Regions from separate parts of the Homo sapiens genome. Here all the other regions are linked to region 1. Evidence: chromatin contacts called from ENCODE Hi-C or POLR2A ChIA-PET data. All regions are on one chromosome and are shown on one strand. The core of a region is the stretch at or near the end of the contact, and the rest is flanking DNA. Distances in the headings are between cores, read along the strand shown. Region 1 holds the start of PTBP3 (polypyrimidine tract binding protein 3). Region 2 holds the start of ZFP37 (ZFP37 zinc finger protein). Region 3 holds the start of ZNF483 (zinc finger protein 483).

What was found. A loop is a pair of places that touch in the nucleus more often than their neighbours do. ChIA-PET counts read pairs that join two places held with the same protein, here RNA polymerase II (POLR2A). Pooled maps may share reads with other maps.
Region 2: a map of ascending aorta shows a loop between it and region 1 (6-fold over the local background). The contact joins the promoter of ZFP37 here to the promoter of PTBP3 in region 1. A Hi-C loop is called at or near these places in 1 of 168 maps with a recorded cell type or tissue (ascending aorta) and 5 of 50 pooled maps. POLR2A ChIA-PET finds 5 or more read pairs at or near these places in 1 of 52 experiments (A549).
Region 3: a loop to region 1 is called in a map of CD4-positive, alpha-beta memory T cell, with 19 times the contacts of the local background. The contact joins the promoter of ZNF483 here to the promoter of PTBP3 in region 1. A Hi-C loop is called at or near these places in 1 of 168 maps with a recorded cell type or tissue (CD4-positive, alpha-beta memory T cell) and 7 of 50 pooled maps. POLR2A ChIA-PET finds 5 or more read pairs at or near these places in 1 of 52 experiments (T-cell).

The regions. Positions count from the first base shown.
Region 1 is chr9:112,332,214-112,335,206 of GRCh38, reverse strand. It overlaps PTBP3 (polypyrimidine tract binding protein 3), which reads left to right and starts at 1,588. Exons shown (of 14, transcript NM_001163788.4): 1 at 1,588-1,737. RefSeq lists an enhancer at 544-1,514 and silencers at 1,264-1,583, 1,734-2,223.
Region 2 is chr9:113,055,401-113,058,189 of GRCh38, reverse strand. It overlaps ZFP37 (ZFP37 zinc finger protein), which reads left to right and starts at 1,466. Exons shown (of 4, transcript NM_003408.3): 1 at 1,466-1,633. The coding sequence starts at 1,502. RefSeq lists an enhancer at 1,266-1,835.
Region 3 is chr9:111,523,763-111,526,625 of GRCh38, reverse strand. ZNF483 (zinc finger protein 483) reads right to left here and starts at 1,447. Exons shown (of 6, transcript NM_133464.5): 1 at 1,364-1,447. RefSeq lists enhancers at 284-783, 895-1,094 and a silencer at 1,195-1,544.

The sequences.
Region 1 (2,993 bases), core at 339-2,838:
GGGTGGTTTGGGAAGAAAAATATTAATGATAACTTTTCAATATTTTATAGTGCTTGAATTTTCCAAAATGAGCATTTATGCTGATATTACTTGTGTAGCTAAAAAAAGGGTTAAGGAAATTTCATCAACAGAATATATCCCAAATACAGTGATAGAAAGACTGCATCAGCTACTTATCTTGTTGATATTCTACATTTCCATCTGGCAATGTTTACAAATGCAACTTAATATTTAGATTTAATATACAAAACAAAATGTATTTGACATTTTGGAAGGGGACTGAGGTTAGATACAGGACTTTAAGAATTACCTCACCGAATTACTCTACCTATTTGAAAAGTTGTATGTCAAAAATATACATAAACGGACTGAAGAATCCATTCAACAGTGACGGCTGGAACCTGATTTTCTTGTGTATTCATGCAGTGCCCGGCACATAGTAGGTTAATACTGACTGAATGATGAATGAGTCCACAGTTTAGATCTTTTTAGCAGCACCTACTGATCTGAAAGCAGGAAATTAGCAAGGATAGATGTTTGAGGTTCTTGTTAGTTGCTTTTCAAATGACGAAGCCACGGGGAGGAGCCCCGCTCTTTTTTACTCAGTAGGTTAAGAATTTGGCTTAACAGTTTAGGGGGTTACATTTTGGTGATCTGTGAGTTGAAAAAGTACTCAATTTCTCACTAAAAAGGGAAAAAAGCAAGCGTGTTGTCACTCGTTATATTATATATATACTTTTTGCTCAGACCAGAGGGAAGGGCTCTGGTGCAAACGTTTCCTGGTTGTGAAACTGTGAGCAAATCACTCTCTTTGTATATGTATTTTCATCTGAAAAAAGGGAATAATGAGTAAACTTTTAAAAAATGCTGGGAATATAGCCATTCCATGTTTGTACAATGAATTTTTCATATAAATTCAATACTAGACGGTTAGGTCGAAATGCACTCAGATACTTAAATTGTATACAAATTCCAGTCCGGGCAGCCTCTTTCACCTCATTCATCGTCCCAGCCACACCTATGGGGCTGGTGTCGGTCCCAGCGGTCGACTCCAGCGCCGGGCTGCCAGAGGCTGGTCCCTGGACGTGTCATCTACAGCCTCGCGCACCCGGGGCAATTCCACCTCGTTTCTGGGGTCCTTGTGGGACATTCCTTCCTACTCTTGGGAGTCAGGTCCCCATAGCTTTTCCTGCCGGCAGAGGGAGGCATTCAAACCTGGCAGGCCCGGTCTGCGAAGCCGGAAGGCCCGCGGGGCCGCGGGAGGGCGGGCGGGGTGCGCGGCGGAGCGGGAAGCACAAGGCGCGCGCTCCCGCGAACGCAGGAGGGAGGCTGGGGGCGCGCGCGCGCGCCGGGCCGAGGGGCCGAGAGGCGGGGTCTTACAGCGACCGCGGGAAGAGGGCGCCCCAGAGCTGAGCCGGAGGCCGGCTGCCAGCGGGGCGAGGGTGGGCGCGAGCGCAGGGGCGGGCCCCGAGGGAGGGCGGGGACGGTGAGGGGGCGGGGTCGGGCTAGGCGGGGACGCGCTCGCGGGGTGGGGAAGGCGGGGGCGCGGCGGTGGCGGGAGCGTGCCCGGTCCCCGCCCCTGTTCCCACTCTCCTTCCACCTCGGACCGGCCGGGGCTCCGCAGAGCCAAAGCTCGCTTGTCCCCGGAACCGCCCTGCTGCCGCCGCCTGCTTCCTCTGCTCGCGGTTAGCCCGTCAGTCCCTGCTCTGTGCGCGCCTCCATCTGGGCCATGGATGGGTAAGTACTAGGCGGCGCGGCGGCCGCACCGGGTTGCCTTGGCGCCGCTTCCACCCGGCTCTCCGCGGGACGCGTAAGGGCTGGGGAGCAGTGCGCGGCGCCGGCGGCCGGAGGAGCGGCCCCGGCCAAGCCCGACGGCGGGGCTTCCGGGCGTCTCGGTGGGGATCCCGGAATCGCGGAGTTGCCGTCCGCCGCAGGCTCTCCTTTCCCCACGCGGCGCCCCGGACACGTCCGCTGCTTCCTAGCCTTACTCGACACACCCGGGAGCAGAGGAAAGCCCGGTCCGGCCGCGGTGCCGAGGTCCGCCCTCCGCGCCCCGAGTCCGGGGAGCCCAGCTCGGCCTCCCGACACTTCCTCTCAGAAAATGGTGCGCGGCGCTGGGGGAGGCGGAGGCGGCGCGCGGGGCGGGCGTCCTCCTGCCGGGGGAGTTGCTGTTTACCGGCGAGGTGGGGCGAGCGGCCGACGGCGGGTGCACGCGTCGGTACACGTCTGGGCGGCGACCTGGTCGCAAGCCATGGTCCCACGCGGGGTCCCAGGGCCGCCGCGGGACTTGGCCGAGGTCTCCCGACTTGTGCTGTGAGATACGTTAACGCTTTCTCGACACCAGGGGTCTGGACTTAGTGACCATGGACGCTTCCCCCTCACCTTTCTCTCTCCCCAAGAAACTTAATGAATTATCTGCCCGTGTATGTAAAATATGATGTACGAGCGATTTTCGGGGGCATTTCAAATGCTCAAAAATTTAATGGGGGTCCGTGACCAAAATAAAAAGATTTAGAGTCTATGTATATAAACTGTTCTCTGGGGACTCAGGGATATGGGGTGGGACTTGACATATTTTGGTAATTAAAGTAACAACTATGTTAGGATTTTGGTGAATTAATTGAAGGTTGTAGTATCTGTACCTACGGATTAAAAAAAAATCTCCAACTCGGTTTATTCCCATTATGTATTTGAGGTTTTTTTTAGCTTGTTACCTACTTTTGATGACAAGATTTCTGTGAGGTTGTGGAATATATGCAACTTGCTAGAACAGTAAAAGTCGTTCACATGTTGCCATACAGTTGATGATATGCTATTTGAAGATGAAATCTTCCAACAGCTTTTGACCTCATTAGATTTCATTTATTTTAGTTTCACAATATTAAGTGTATATGACATTTCGGATTGATTCATTTGAATGCAGATTGCACACTGCTACAGACATCAAAGTGGAGTTTTAGATTTTATTCATGATTGTGATGTTCTTTATTTTT
Region 2 (2,789 bases), core at 217-2,716, 720 kb before region 1:
GTAGGTGAAGAGTAATTTCAAGCCATCAATTATTTTTCAGTCTTCACTGAGTCCTTAGTTTAGTATTGCTGGATAACAAATTATCACCAGCTTTAGTGGATTAAAGTATCACAAACCTATTATCTCACAGATTCTGTAACCTGGAAGTCTGTGTATATCATGGTTAGGGTGATGGTTAATTTTATCGGTCAACTTGACTGGGCTAAAGGATGCCCAGAAAACTGGTGAAACATTGTTTCTGGGTTTGTTAGTGTGTTTCTGGGAAAAGATTAGCATTTGAATTAGCAAACTGAATAAAAAAGCCCCCACCAATGTGGGTGGCCACCACCTAATCCACTGAGGGCCTGAAAGGACAAAAAGGAAAAGGAAGGGTGAATCCTCTTTTCTATTTTTTTTTAATCTTTAACTTTTGTGGGTACATAGTAGGTGAGTATATTTATGGGGTACATGAAGTAGTTTGATACAGGCATGCACAGTGCAATAATCACATCATGGAAAATGGGGTATCTATCCCCTCAAGCATTTATCTTCTGTGTTACAATCCATTTATACTTTGTTATTTCGAAATGTACAACTAAATTATTATTGGATATATACACCTGTAGTGCTATCAAATACTAGGTCTTATTCCTTCTTTCTTTTCTTTTTTTTTAAAAACCCGTTAAGTATCCCCACTTCCCTCCCACCTTTTCTTTTTTCTTGAGCTGGGACATTCATCTTCTGCCTTTTGACATTGGAGACCCTGGTTTTCTGGCCTTTGGACTCTGGACTTACATCATCCCTACCCCTCTCCACTCTTTTTCCAGTACCTTGCATAGCGCAGCACCTAACCTGCACATATTCAATGAATGCAATTAATGCATGAAATGGCGCATTAAGGAATTATTTCTCCAAGTGCTTGATTATTCTGGTGAAATATCTTCACCAAACCCGGGCTCTCACGGAGGAGTGGTGTGTTTACTTAAGTTTCTGTTTCAGTTTTTCTTATTGTTCTTATACTATATATGAAAAGATTTATCGTATATCTCAAAGATTAACGTCCTCTCCCTATAAAATAATGTTATTTGTTCGATCAGGCTTTTCTCCGTTATGCTTCCAATTTCTCGCATCCTGCCTTTCTAAAGTCCGCACTAAGCGTTGTGATTCCCGGACTTCTAGCCGCTGGCCGCACTGACATGTATTCGGAAAAGCAATTCCAAATTCTGTAAAATATCTTCCGGCAGTGATGCGATCCGAACTCCGGCAGTGGGTTGTCAGGCCCAGGTCAGTCCTGTAGTGCGTAACGGAACTCGGTTCCGGCTGGCTCTGATCGCATCACTCCTGCATCCTGCAAGTAACGCCCTCGCCAGCTTCCACCTCCCGATCTAATTGTCCCAGAAGTCCCCGCACTTCCGCTGTACGGCTGAGTGTTTGCCAAGATGGCCGCGCCCGTGCGCTATTACCGAAGGGCGCCGCCATCGCGGCTGCCGGACCCGCTAAGGCCGCCCTCCGGGTAGCCGCCATGTCGGTCTCCAGCGGCGTCCAGATTCTGACAAAGCCAGAGACCGTGGACCGGAGGAGAAGTGCGGAAACGACCAAAGAGGCCGGGCGACCACTGGAGATGGCTGTGTCCGAGCCCGAGGCCAGCGCCGCGGTGAGAGCTGTGATGAGACAGGGTGTTTTGGCGGTCAGAGATGGTGTACTTGCGGGGCAGTGATTGGAGTAGTCTGTGACGATAGGTGATTTGGGAATTGGTGGAATCGATGCTAGATGGTCTTTTGGGAGGTCGGTGTTCTGAGTTATCTGTGGGGTTAATGATTTGGCTTTAGGATATCAGTATTAGGAGGGATCTGCAGAGACAATGATGGGGAGGCGTCTGTGGCAGTCACCGAGTGTCGGAGTTTGGAAGGAGATCAGAAATGGAGGCTTTGTGATGTGTCAGAGATAGGGAAGGACCGTGGGGGTTGGCGGTTTGGGATGTCTATGGGAGCCAGCGATTATGGGTGCCTGTGGTGGTTAGAGCCTGGGTTATCAAAGAGGGTCAGTGTTAGGATTTGGGAAATTCAGTGATTGGGAGCATCTGGGAGCATCAGAGATTGGGGCTTGGGAGTCAGTGACGGTGATGTCTGTGGAAGTTTGATTAGCAGTATCTTTGAGGGTCAGTGGGTAATGGAGGAATCGGGGGGCCAGTGAGGGGGGAATATGACTGTTGGAGTTTGGGGAGTCAATGTTGAGGTGTCTCTGGGGATGGTAGATGATTTGTATGTCATCTGGGGAGAAAAGGTAATTGGGGATGTATGCAGGTCAATAATTAGGTGGTGTCTAGCAGTAATAACTGTGCTTTGAGTAATGAGGTGATTAGTAGGAATTAATGATTGAAGATCCTCTATGATTCTGTGACTAGAAGTCTAAGGGGGTCAGGAGTTTGAGGGGATTGCTGCATTTAATGATTGAGGGTTCTTTGGTGGTCAGTGATTGGAGATCTGTGGAGGTTAATGATTGTTCTGTGGAGAGTGATAGTTGGGAACTTGCAGAGATCCATAATTGGGAGAAGTTTGTGAAGGTTAGTGATTGGGGAGTATTTGGGTGTCAGTGATTGAAAACTTGCAGGAACAGTAGGAACAGTCTGTAAGATGAGCATTTATTTTATGCCAGGGGGTATTTTTTATTTTATTTGTTTGGTGTTGTTGTTTTGCAGTCCCTGCTTTGTCCTCAAAACCAGGGAATGTTTTAAATGCTGGAGACACACCAGGAAACAAAACCAGAATCCCTCCCTCAATGACTTACATTATAGAAATATGAAAGATATC
Region 3 (2,863 bases), core at 198-2,697, 810 kb after region 1:
GAAGCCCAATTTAATATTTGACTTTCAAATTTCTCTTCCTCCTTACTTCTCCCATCAATCGCCAAGTTCTGGCGATTTTATTTCCTAAGAACCTCTCCATTCTATCCTTCTGAAACTGCCTAAGTACAGGGTTCTTCACTCCAGTCTCACACTGTGGCCAAAAAATTCCTTCTAACATGCAAAATATGATCTTATCACTCCCCGGCTTACAGTCCCTCACCAGCCACCGAACTGTCTCTCGATAAAGTTCACATGCAGGGACCATGGCATTGTGATCTAGAGACACTGTCTGATGACCTCACCTCTTGAGCTCTAGCTACCCGATTGACACTACAGCCATAAATTAGTATCTCCTCTCTCTCTACATACTCTCCTAGCCTTTGCACCAAGGCTATTCCCTCTCCTCGGAATGTTGCTTTCTTTCTCCTACCAAACTTTTATTCGTCTTTAAAGCCTGACTCCTTTCAACTGTCACTTCTGGTGTGATGCTCTGCTTGATCCCAAAGCACTCCTTTGCACACAGACTGCCCTGTGTTGCATTCATTCATTCATTCTATAAGTGACGGAGCAACTACAATGAGCTGGAACGAGACCAGGGGCCATGAGCTGCGGGGCCAGGCGTGGACAGGCCTGAAAGGGTCCTCACGCTCACAGAGGGTCCAGGAAATGACAATACAGCCGGAGCGGGACTACAATGCGACAAGTGAAGGATGTGACAGCCTCGCATTGCAACTACCATACCAATAACAACCCACTTCCGAGTACAGCGCCCGGCACACAGCAGCATGACGTCATTTATTCCTCTGCCAAATATTAGGCGCCCACCACGTACCTGGCGCCGTGCTGAGCACCTGGGGCTCCGCGATGACTAAGACACTCGGCTCCGTCTACAGGGAGTTTACATAGGAGGCCCGGTGAAAATGTGACGCAGCCAGAGGATCTCAACCAGAGGGAAGAAAAAAGGAGAGATTTCACCCCCCAGCGGTCCTCTGGCAATGTCTGGACACATTTTTGGTTAGCTCGACTAGGACGAGAGGTGGTACTGTTATCTAACGGGCAGAACCAGTGACGCTGTTAAACATCCTGCCACAACGGGAGAGCCTCCCCCTCACCGCCACACCACAAACAAAACAAGGCATTATCCCGCCCAAAATGTCAACAGTGCCCAAGTGGCGCAGGGAGGGATGGAGGGAAGCCAACAGCCCCATCCCGCAGCGGAGTGCGCACCTCCCACAGAAGCAGCAGCAGCGCAGCGCACAGCCCGTTGGTAGGCTGCTCCCGGCCCCCATCCCGCCCCAAGTGCGCCCTCGGAGCCGGCGACCCGGCCACGGCCCCGAAACTCGGGGCCCGGGACGACCAGTACCTGCATCAGCATCCGCAAACAGCACCAACGCCACCGCAAAGAGCTTCCAGAAGCTTGTCCCGCAGCGAGTGCGCGCGCAAGCCTGCGGGAACCACTGCGCCTGCGCAGAGGCGCTGAACCGGACTCCCCGAACGCGCTCGTGCAGCTTTCCGAAAGTCCGCGCTTTCCATAGGCTCCCACCTGCCTGTTGCGCATGGTCACTGGGAAGCGGCTAGTGGGCTCGGCTGCAGAATTATTGCTGCGCCAGAGGCTCAGAGGCCTAGAATCGTATGAGGTTTGCAGATCCAGGAGGCTCCATCTGTTTAGTAACCTCAGACCTTCCCTACCCGCTCCCATCACTTCCATTCCCTGAAATCTAAGGTGGAAAAATCCACCGCAGAAGCATATTACCGATGCATTTAATGCAAGCCATAATTAATGCCACAACTTGAGTTAAACACATATTAATCTTATGACTTCCACACCTGCCCCCATGGTCCAGTCCACCCTCATGGCTCACCTGGATTATTGCAATAGCTTCTTGATTATACCTTACTTCTCTTGGCTATTCTCCACAGCCAGACGGACGTTTTAAAAACGTCAAATTATGACCCTCCTTTGCTTAAAACCCTGCAATGGTTTCCCATTTCACTCAGAGTTAAAACCCAAGTCTTTATAGTGGCCTACAAGGCCTGATGGAATCTAGCCCCTGTAACCTCCCGCACCTCTTCCCCACTTTCCTGCTCCAATCTTGATAGACCCCTTCCTCTTCTTGTAACCTGCCAGGTACTTCCGGCTGACCTGCTCCTTCCCTAAGTGGCCATACGGCCCGCTCTCTCATCCCTTCAGGTCTTCTCAATGAAGCTCTCCCACCATTCCACTTAAATAGGAATCCCACCTTACTCTTGTTTCCTCTTCTAACATGCCCTATAGGTTTGTTAATTTTTTTTTTTACTACTTGTCCGCCTTCTCCAGTAGAATACTAATTTCAGAAGAGTAAGTATTTTTATTTCATTTGTTCTAGGTTGTGTGTTTAGGTCCTGGAACAGGACTTGGCCCATGGCAGGCACTCAATAGATATTTGTTGAGCTTATGAATGAGTATTTGCATGGATTATTGGGGGCATTGCAAAAAGGGCCAAAGAACTCCAGAAAAATTGTTTGGAGGGTTCTAATAACTGGATGATCCCTGAAGGGGTGGAGTTAGGAGAGAAAGACTAGATTCATTCTAGACTGAAGGAGCAAGGTGATTCAAGGCCCTGAGACTTCAAAAGGGCAGAGCAAGCTCAACTAAATGAACCACTCCTCTCAAAAGGAGTGGGCTTATCACAGGCAGCAAGTCAAGCTGAAGAGACAGGGCTGAGAATGGCCGGGCGCGGTGGCTCATGCTTGTAATCCCAGCACTTTGGGAGGCTGAGGCGGGTGGATCACCTGAGGTCGGGAGTTTGAGACCAGCCTGACCCACGCGGAGAAACCCTGTCTCTACTAAAAATACAAAAAATTAGCCAGGTGTGGTGGCACA